Regions from separate parts of the Homo sapiens genome. Here region 1 is linked to region 2. The links are chromatin loops, found by intact Hi-C in ENCODE. Cell type or tissue: GM12878. All regions are shown on one strand. Each heading gives the region's core, and the rest is flanking DNA. Links, peaks and the distances in the headings are about the cores only. Region 1 overlaps FLT1 (fms related receptor tyrosine kinase 1). Region 2 has its middle 22 kb from the start of POMP.

Region 1 (5,388 bases), core at 326-5,325, 240 kb after region 2:
ATTCTTTTAAAAAGAAAAAACATATCAAGTATCCCCTTGCTGACATGTCTGTTTACATATATATTTCTTGATTTGGAGTAGAGACTGTTAATACAGATTCCACTGCCTGCTTGAGTGTGGGTATGCTTATGTCATCTATTCAGCCGTACACTTTGCACTTGAAGATGACAAAGTAGATGGCATCGTTCCTCATGTATGATTTAACAGTAACAACAAATAACATCTATAATTTTCATTATGTGAAACTTTTTGACATATGCTAATGTCACCATCATTCTTTGGCAGATGAGAGTGGTTATCTCTATTTTAAAGATAAAACAGGGAAGATAAGATGATTAACCCAAAGACAGCTTAAAAGTATAAATGAGAGACTCAAACCAAAGTCTTTCCTTTGCAAAACCTAATGCCCTTATAGCCAAGTAAGCCACTGTAGAAATTAGTCAGAGTGGCAATAGCTTATATGATAACACCAATAGTCTCTTATTAAACACTTAGGAAGTTTTTATAACTATAGCAGTAGCTGTAGGTGGTTTACAACTCTTTTTCTCTGACAGAAATAAGCAGTACTTTAAAACAGTCCGTGATGTATAGCTATTGATAAGAGAGCAGTTTAATGAAATACTTAGAGGAAGTTATATAAACTTGAAAGTTTAATTTGTTCTTTCTTTCTTTCTTTCTTTTTTTTTTTTTTGAGACAAAGAGTCTCACTCTGTTGCTCAGGCTGGAGTGCAGTGGCCCAATCTCAGCTCACGGCAACGTCTGCCTCCCGGGTTCAAGTGATTCCTGTGCCTCAGCCTCCCAAGTAGCTGGGATTACAGGCACACGCCATCACTCCTGGCTAAGTTTTGTATTTCTAGTAGAGACGGAGTTTCACCATGTTGGCCAGGCTGATCTAGAACTCCTGACCCTGTGATCCGCCTGCCTTGGCTTCCCAAAGTTCTGGGATTACAGGCATGAGCCACCACACCCGGCCTTCAGATATTTTTAATAAGGAAACTACCTCAGTTTATTAGCAGTGAACAGCAAATTAGTTGTCACAAAGTACTAGAAAAATGTCAAGATGCCATTCATTGGTTGTGTCAATTCATTTTGCTTTTTCCTGACCATGTCAGGAGGATGTACTGTTAACTGCCGGATATTAACACAAGAATTTATAAGCTTAATTTCAGTGGTAACTTCTAGTGCTATTTTGGTATCCTATCCACAAAAATATACAATAGGAAATGAAATGAAAAATGAGAAAGCTAGGTGAAGTTTCTGGCTAACCCAAACCATGAAGTGGCAACTTGACTCCATATATAATGTAAAAACCTATAAAAATCAGTGGAGGTGGAGTATCAAAACATGCCCATGATAAAAGAACGTCCCAAGATTTTCTCCATGAAGGTTTAAAACAAATTTATTGTCTGGTAATTTTACAGTTACGCAGAAGATTTTAAATATAGACCTCTGCACTTGTGCTACCCAACCTGCCATCAGGAGCCCTGGAGTCAAACTACGACACTTCCTCTCTGTATAACCACATACAAACCAGCTCACCTCTCTCAGCTTGAGTTCTTTCCTCCAAAAAAAACAGAACTAATGATACTTGCCTTAGCTAGTACTTCCTGTTACAAGGATGAAATGAAATAACATAATGAAGGCCAGACGCAGTGCCTCATGCCTGTAATCCCAACACTTTGGTAAGCCGATCACCTACCAAAGTGGCGGGCGGATCACCTGAGGTCAGGAGTTCAATACCAGCCTGGCCAATATGGCAAAACCCCGTCTCTACTAGCAATACAAAAATTAGCCGGGCGTAGTGGTAATCCCAGCTACTCGGAAGGCTGAGGCACAAGAATCGCTTGAACTCAGGAGGTGGAGGTTGCAGTGAGCCAACACTGTGCCACTGCACTCCAGCCTGGGTGACAGAGTGAGACTCTGTCTCAAAAAGTAAATAAATAAATAACATAACGTAACGTAACGTAAAGTAACATAACATAACATAATGAGAAAGCCCTATACAAGTACTACTTTAGTAAAGTGAATGTCATATGTACCCTTATGCAATTCCCTAAACTGATTGTGATCATATACAATGAAGACTTTGTTAAACAATTGTTTGCACTGAAAAAACTTTTAATACTCACACTAAACAAAGTCTCTCTCTCTATATATATAGATATATTTTATATCTATATATATGGTACATATCCCATTAGCAGTTGTAATTGTAATATATTAGACTTTAAATAAAATGATTGAGTTCATATCTTGAATTTAGGAGAATTTAGTAATTTTACTTTTAGCATCTACTAATATATCTTTTTGTGGGTGTGAAAAAATGTATCTGTCATATGATGGTGACAAAATGGAAGTTTTGCTGTTTCTGAATTATATGCAGTGCTTTTTCCTTCACAATTAAAACTGTTTTTATTTTCTATACATTTTTAGAAAGCAAATTAAAGTCCCAGCTTAGACTGCGGTGATCCCTTTATCCACCGTCACATGGTAGCCTGCCCAGCAATGCTACTCCACAGATCAGTGGGGCAGCGATCACACTCACGCTGGAGCACCTTGGATTTTTTTTCTTTGTTTTGTTGTATTTTTTTGTTTAACTTAAGGAAGGGTATAGAGGACAATAAAATTTAGTTTCCTTATTGGCGAGTTTTGGCCCAGATTTGTGAAAAGTGAGTCATCAACTGGAGTTGCTAGTAGCAAATGTGCACTTTCGTATTGTCTAAGTGGTGTTGCCAAACTGTTAGGTTTGTAGATATGGAGTAGGAAGTAGAAGGAACCCCGTGTTAGAAAAAACACACAGGAAATACGTTATCACAGCATTAATTCTGTAAGGTTGGAGAATCATTACCATTTTAATGTGTTAGCAATATTTCCATTGAAATCCTTCTGAGTGTACCTTGAGAAATGTGTCCTGTATGAGACAAATCCATGACAGGAGCAAGAATCCTAACCACAGAATTACAGCTTGTGTTTCAGTTCCCACACACACCCCAATTTTTTCTAAATCTCACGTTCTGTTTTCCCATCAGTTGGCTCAAATGTGCCACCCTGTGTTAATTTTAGATTCTTCCATGACCTTTACACATCTACTTTTATTTCTCAGTGAAACACTTGAAAGGAAGCTATATTAGAAACATCCCGAGATTAAAATCAGTGTTCCATATATAGATGTTTAAAAAACGAGTGCTGGAATTAGGCTGAATGACACATCAGCCCATCCATTCTATTCAGTGAGGTTCAAACAACATTGTAGTAACGAATTACTAATGCTTAGTGAAGGGGAAGGAAGGAAGGAACATGAAAAACTCCAAACTTACAGTACTTGCTGATAGTTTTATGAGCATTCCTGGGTCATACCAAAGAGCCTAGAGAATGGGCTTGAAGGATCTGTCTCTAACATGTAAATCCTTGAGGGCCAGGCCAGGCAACTGGAAGCACCACAAAAAGCAAAAGCAGTAAAAATGAAGAGTAGAAAGCATGAGTCCTTTAAGACTAATATAAAATTTGATAGTCTAATTTTATTTATTTATTTATTTATTTATGTATTTTGGCATGATCTCGGCTCACTGCAACCTCTGCTTCTCATGTTCAAGCGATTCTCCTGCCTCAACCTCCCAAGTAGCTGGGACTACAGGCGCCTGCCACCATGCCCAGCTAATTTTTGTATTTATAGTAGAGACAGGGTTTCGTCTTGTTAGCCAGGCTGATCTTGAACTCCTGACCTCAGGTGATCCACTCACCTCTGCCTTCCAAAGTGCTGGGATTACAGGCCTGAGCCGCCGCATCAGGCCTAATAGTCTAATTTTATTTCAGCACTTCTGCTTTTTTCTCTTCCTCAGTCCTCTTTCATTTATTTTCAATTGTGGAAAATGAAAACTAATTATAGCACTAATACAAGTAGATATCCTTAAGAATTTATTTTTGCATACCTTATAGAATAAATGATTATAATTTCAAACGCACAACTCAAATTCTTGGTTACTTTCTCTTTGAAAGTATTTAGTTGATATTGCATGCCCTAACTGTGATGCTATTTTCGTTTTTTTCCCTTAACACCATAGTATTTGGATATAAGGACTGAGGAACAGATTTTTTCCTTTATTCAGAAGACTCAGACATTGAAACTCACTGTCTCATGCAAAGCTGCCTTCTAGTCCAGCCAGACTACACTGATCTACAATTTGCACCTGAGCTCCTTTCTCTGGCCCTATAAAGTTTAAATTTTAATTGTCAAATAATTTTATTTTTAATGAGAAAATGTTTGAATTTATAATTTAAAAATATATCCCCTGAAAGAGAAGTACTCTAGAAATGAGATAAATTTTAATAAAACTGATCATAGGATATGTTTCACCTTATTTTTAACTTTTCTTCTTTAGTGATAACCATTGTATTTATCAAATATATTTTCAAACCACATAACAACAGTTGAAGAGCAGCTTGCAGCTTATGTAAAATGTCATCAGAGAAGCCAACTAGTATTTCTGTAAATAGTAGTAGTATTTAATTTATGTTACCCATCTCTGCGGATTAAAGGAAGTATTCTCAAGGAAAAATTCAATTAAAGGTGTAGACAGAATTTTGCCAATAGATCTGTGTTATTCAACTTAAAGAGTCTCAAGGCGAGAAGCAATCTGGTGTAGAGATTAGGAGCATAGGCGCGGAGGCAGACACACCTGAGCATAAATTCTGCCCAGGCCTGTCTGTGGTCCTTTGCATCTTTGGGTGAATCATCTAATCTCTCGGAACCTCAGTTGTCCTACCTGTAGAATAGGGTAATATACCCATCTCACAGGGTTTTGGGGAGGATTAAATGAGACAATTCCTGTAAAGTGCCTTGCATGCTGCCTGGTGCATTGTAAGGCATACATAAAGGTTCGCAGAAACAAAGAAATAATGTAAACTCCCATCAACGTTGTTTTCTGCTTCTATTTTAATAGAAGCTTTGGAGACATGATTTCTGGGGCAGGCTTGACTACGAGTAATGTGTCTTGTTTGGAAGGTGTCATTCACACAAAAGAAGAAAAATTCAATACATTTCTGTCTCCATCTTGTGACCCGGATTCATTTCACTTCGGGGCACCTCAGTTTTATTCTCTGATTATACATAAATTTGGACCTATTTGACTATTTGTTGGGGACTTGTAAAATGGCCACGGCCATTCCCAGGTTACCTACACAGGTCTTAAATGTGGCAAATGTATACATCTGACTTGATTTTCCCTTGCCACGAAACCCAGTTCTTGTTCTCGGTTGCTCTAAGTTCAATGAAATCAAAATCTTTTAAATAAAAACCCAAACATGACTCATAGATGCAGATAAATGCTGTCCATAATTTCAAACACTCCCAAGCCAACAGAAATGGGTTTTTCACTTACTTACTGAGCA
Region 2 (5,388 bases), core at 56-5,055:
ATGATAGGTTCTGCATGCATATTTTGTCATTTCTATATGGATGAGGGTCACTCTGTTTCATGACCTTCTTCCATCTTTTGCCCTCACAACATGAGCTGTAGACTGCTTACAAACATGCATGCTGGTGAGAACAGCCATGTAATCCCATGAGCTGATAACAGAAAGGAAGCGAGTTGAAAAGAGAAGTGGTGTTTGATTTCCCTCAACTGCTGCAGAAAGTCTTTTAGGTTCCTTGTAATTGATTTAAGGACTTGGACATATGTCCTTTTTTATTATAACAAGTTATTATTTGATGGATTCTATCTGAGTCCTGTGCCGAGCTCCTTACACATGTTCAATCCTCACAACAACCTTTCAAGTGAAGGACTACTAATATTTGCCATTTTGCAAATGAGCAAATTAGGCTTACAAAGCTTCATTAATCTGCTCAGATCACATAAGTAAGTGAGAGTCAGTTTATCTGATTCTAGAGCTCAAGCTCTTAAAAACTTTACTATACTGCCTGGGTAGAGAACCCACAAACGATGAGGTGAAAACAAAACAAAAACCAGAAATCATGATCTAGCCATGTGCAAAATAAATATTTGTTGAAGTTTTTATAAAAAACAGCAAACATTTTGAAGCTATTTCGAGGTAGCACAAGACAAGAACTGTTATTTCTCTTTGCAGGACTATATAGGGCCCATATGATAGCTGTAGATGGAAATGACCAGATATTACATCATCCAAAGTTGCTTTGCTTTATGCAAACAGCCCCGTAAAGAAAGGGACCACCATTATACAAACCCATCTCTTATAGGCCACTGCAGATTAGATTGGACTGAGGGTACATTTTCATCTTGTCCTATTCTGACATAGCAGTCCATCACTGACTTAATTAATATCACTGACTTTAAAAAAAAAAAAAACCCAAATCTGGAAATATTTAGAGGGAAAGAGAGCTTTTATTCTTGAAAAGCCTGTTTCTTCTCTTCTTTATTAAAGGTGGCATTAAAATCAGCTTAAGCCTGGGTGTGGTGGCTCATGCCTGTAATCCCAGCACTTTGGGAGGCCAAGGCAGGGGGACTGCTTGAGGCCAAGAGTTTGAGACTAGCCTGATCAACATAGTGAGACCCTGTCTCTACAAAAAATTAAAACAAACAAATCCCACTCAACATGAGAGGGGGTGGAACTTGGTAGCACTGGCACTCAGTATAATTCATTCCCGCTCAGTGCTGCACTAATTACTTACTACCCGTACACAGAATAAGGCAAAACCCAAGGTAGTGTCTATTTCCCCTCTAATTTTAAGTAAGACTGAAAGACATGGTCAGAAATGCCATTGGCTTGAATCCTATACTATCTTTAATCAAATGTCAGCATTCCATTTTTCTAAATGCGCAGTCAATGTTTTTAGTATCAATAAGCAAGTTTCCCACTCTATGAATGAGGTAGAGGAAGCCTTTATCTAGGTGGGGGTGGGGCAACAAAAATGCCTAGGCTCCTTCAATAGCAATCTGAATCCCCTAAAGTGAAAGTACTTGCTATTTGTCTTTAGCAAATAAAACAAACAGCAATCTTTTGATCTTTAGGAAGCCCTTTCTTGTTAAGGTAACATTCTGTCTGACTTTTATGTTTCAGCATTCATTGTATATTTAATTATTTTAAAAAGTTTTGTTTTAAACTATTAAACTTTTTCAGCATTTAAGATAAACATGGACATGCTTTGTTAAAGACCAAAAATAAGTTTCACACGAAACTGCAAAGTGTAGCAAAGATAATACCACATGAGGTCGGTATGTTCCAAAACATGATTCTCAGGGGACCCCCCTCTGAACACACTGCTTCATTAGAATTCTTGTTCTGAAAAGCTTCAGGAAGCCCCTGACTCTAACCCACCCTTTCCTGAAACTGGTGAAAGTATGAAAAAAAAAAAAAAAAAAGGAATTAACAGTAAAGTGGAAAAAGAAGCAGAATCTCAAATCAAGGAGGCGTGTTTTGTCTGTATTCAGACTGCTACTATTTTCAAAAATATATTGATGCTAACCTTGTCATAGCTTAATTAATTAATTTATTTATTTATTTATTTTGAGACAAGGTCTCACTCTGTTGTCCAAGCTGTAGTGCAGTGGTACAATCATGGCTTACTGCAACCTTGAATTCCTAGGCTCAAGTGATCCTCCCGCCTCAGCCTCCCAAGTAGCTGGGAATATAGGCATGTGCCTCCACACCCGGCTCATTTTTTTTTTTTTTTGTATTTTTTGTAAAGACATGATTTTGCCATGTTGCCCAGGCTGGTCTTGAACCCCTGGGCTCAAGCGACCCTCCTGCCTTAGCCTCCCAAAGTGTTGGGATTACAGGCGTGAGCCACCGTGCCCGGCCTAATTTTGTAATAGCTTTCAAACAGGAGCACACTGGGATAACAATTAGAAAAAATAAATAAATTTACATGTCTCCATGGGAATGCTATCAAACAACTGTTTTTAATATGAATTGAGAAAAATGAGTAGATCCTGTTTTTATATTGAAAATATCATCTCATTTCAGACTATTGAACTTTGGTTGTGATCTTTTATAAATACGGGTTTCCTTTTGGAAACATCAAAATAAAGATAGAAACGGGTTTCCCTTGGTGATTCATTTTTCAGGTGTATTCCTCAGATGCTCATTTGTTCTTCCGTTTTATTCTTTCTTTCTATTCTAGTACATTTCCTCTTTCTGCGGTTGGGAGAGTCACCTGCCCTGGTGGTTTTGAAATGCTCCTGCAGTTCTTGGAGCAGACAGTGGGTGGTGATAAGAAGCCATGCCTCCAAGCCAGCCATTCTTTCTGGAAGTTCCAGGTCAGAATCGTGAGTGGTCTGATGTAATGGGACAGGGGGCGAATGCTGCCTAGCAGAGAAAGACAGGCTGAAAATCAGAAAACGTGACTGTACTCCTCCCTCAGCTACCCACATTTATGACGAGGACCCAGCTTCTTTACTTTCTAATGGAAAACAGTTCTACCGCAGTTCAGCAATACCACCCCAATTGGAGGAATCAAATCTTTAGACCCAGTGCCAAAAGATTTGACCTACTCAATGCCTATGACGTTACAACTCCTATCATGGCAGTGTTGTCTGCTAAAACTAAACGAAAATGCACGTATGTGAATTCAACAAAATTCAAACAGTGGTTTTAAAAAGTATAGAATTACAAGAGTCCTTTTACAGATTCAATTCTAGCCTTAGATTCCTGCAAGGAAATATTTTCCAAAGGGAATAAAGAAATAGAAACGTTTTCTAGGTTTTCTTTAAGAGAACACTTAGAAAATGGATTACCCAAATATGTAAATGGAGCTATAACTATGGCATTTAACCCAGAGTGCAATGTGATAAGCCATCAGAAAGGAATGCAATCTGGGTTCACTGGAATGATGTGAGGTTTATTAGTTATCCTTTCCCAGGACCAAAAATTAGCAATTGGTTTGGCCTAAATGAAATTGTTGCTATTTGAACAGGATTGTGGGAATAAGAAAAACCTTAGAAAGCTACAAATTTCATCACCTCATGGTTCTGACATTGGGCCATTGCACAGTCTGTGAAAAGTAGCAGTAAAAGCAAATGAATTCAAAGCTAAATCTTAAAAAAAAAACACCAAGTAGAATTATATAATCTTGGAATTAGAGATCCTGTGCTCTGACCTCTCTCCAAAAGCAAAAATCCCTAGAAGAACTTCTCTAAAAGATGACCTTCTAGGCATTTTCTGAAACACTTTGAGTAAAGAAGTTCTAACGACTTTTTAGAATACTTCGTTCCATTCTTGAACTCTCAATTTCAGCATTTTTAAAAACTACGGTACAGACCCTGAGATATATAGAATTATTCTTGGAGGTACAAGAGTTTCATACAAGATCTAGAAATAGTTGTCTTTTCATGTGGACAATAATCTAAAAAGAACTAATACATAAGAACTTTATGGTGACCACTTTCTTAAAAATTAGTAGACTTCTTCTTTTCCTGAGCGGTTTTAGGTTTACAGAGACATTGAACAAAAAGCACAGAGAATTCTCATATACCCCCTGGCCCTCCATCCCTAATTTCCTCTCCCCCACACTTTTTTTTTTCCTTTTTAGACATGAGGTCTTAACACGTTGCCTAGGCTGGAGTGCAGTGGCAGTTCACACTCCAGCCTCAAATTCCTGGGCTTAAGCAATCCTCCTGCCTCAGCCTCCTGAGTAACTAGGACTACAGGTGCACGCTACTATGCCTGGCTTCCAATTTCTTCTACTTTTAGCATCTGACATTAGTGTTGTACATTTGTCACAATTGGTGAGCCAAAATTGATACAACATCATTAACTAAAGTTCAGCCTTCCCATTAGGGTTCACCCTGATTGTATTTTCTATGAGTTTTGGCGAATGTAGTAATCACTTTTTATCTGAGGGCTACCAGAAGGTATCTTTCAGTGCTCATTTTTGTTTATGTGTTAGGAGAGTAGATCCACTTTAATTGGGAGTGAATTAAAAAAGAACAGAATTGGTCCTAATAGGTAACCATGATGTCAATTTTAGTGAAGGAAAGTAACCTTATAGCATACTTCATAAATGAAGATTTCTCTATGGTTCAGAAAAAGAAATGTGTTTGGTTTGTGTTATCACAATTCACACGGCGGTCTACAACTGCCCAAGGCAAAAGCCATCGATACCATATTCATGCTCTGAATGACGATTTTGCTTCAGCAAAACATCATCTCTCCCATTAAAAGAAGGTTGTTTATTTAAATATTGTTGACATTGTAGCTTTGCTTGTCTTTAATGTATACATTTATACATTCAGTTTACAAACTTAATTTGTAAATGTGTATAACTGTAAGCATAAGAACTTTATACCTAGTTGTATGTTTGTCCATAACTAAGAACTGTTATAGAAAAACAATTCGTAAACCCTGGAAATTTGCGAGAATTTTTTCTATTAGGGAGTCTGTACATGACTCAGGTTTAAGAAACAGTGTCCTAAGCGTTAGACAGTTTTCCCCCTATTTGGGGTACAATACTGCCTCCCTGTAATTTGCACACACTTATCCTGGCTCTGCCCTCTGAAATCTAATCCTTCTTCTATACAAAGCCCTCTAAAGAGTATTTGAATGTAACAATTGCTCAGTTTGGAGCTTTCTCTTTTACATTTTAAAGGGATGAAACAGATTAATATAGGTTGAATTATGTATAATTTTCTGGAGACTGGTTATAACCCTTCCTTCCTCCTTTTCCACTAATTGTTACACACCAGGGTATTGAGAGCTGAGGGTAAGGTTTGCTTCTCTAACTTACCAACCCACCCCAAAACGGAAACAAGGTCAGCCTGGCCTGATTTGCACTTAGTGAATTCACGTTGACTCTTCAGTCTTCTTGGATTTCTTTTCTGAACGTCCACA

The links. Peaks named below come from ENCODE experiments on the same cell type or tissue, not always from the same donor. Only the 100,000 strongest peaks of a DNase experiment are listed, where the experiment ranks them.
Region 1: a loop joins it to region 2, with 5 times the contacts of the local background. A loop is called at or near these places in 11 of 110 quality-filtered maps.

The regions. Positions count from the first base shown.
Region 1 is chr13:28,399,347-28,404,734 of GRCh38, reverse strand. All of the region lies in intron 11 of FLT1 (fms related receptor tyrosine kinase 1), which reads left to right. Among named protein-coding and RNA genes, the nearest start is that of FLT1, 93 kb to the left of the region's middle. In GM12878, for the core only: a CTCF peak has its summit at 3,046; a DNase peak (open chromatin) is centred at 2,904; H3K27ac peaks cover 1,095 bases.
Region 2 is chr13:28,634,282-28,639,669 of GRCh38, reverse strand. No RefSeq gene overlaps it. Among named protein-coding and RNA genes, the nearest start is that of POMP, 22 kb to the left of the region's middle. In GM12878, for the core only: CTCF peaks have their summits at 1,767 and 2,765; DNase peaks (open chromatin) are centred at 1,769 and 2,749; H3K4me3 peaks cover 546 bases; H3K27ac peaks cover 295 bases.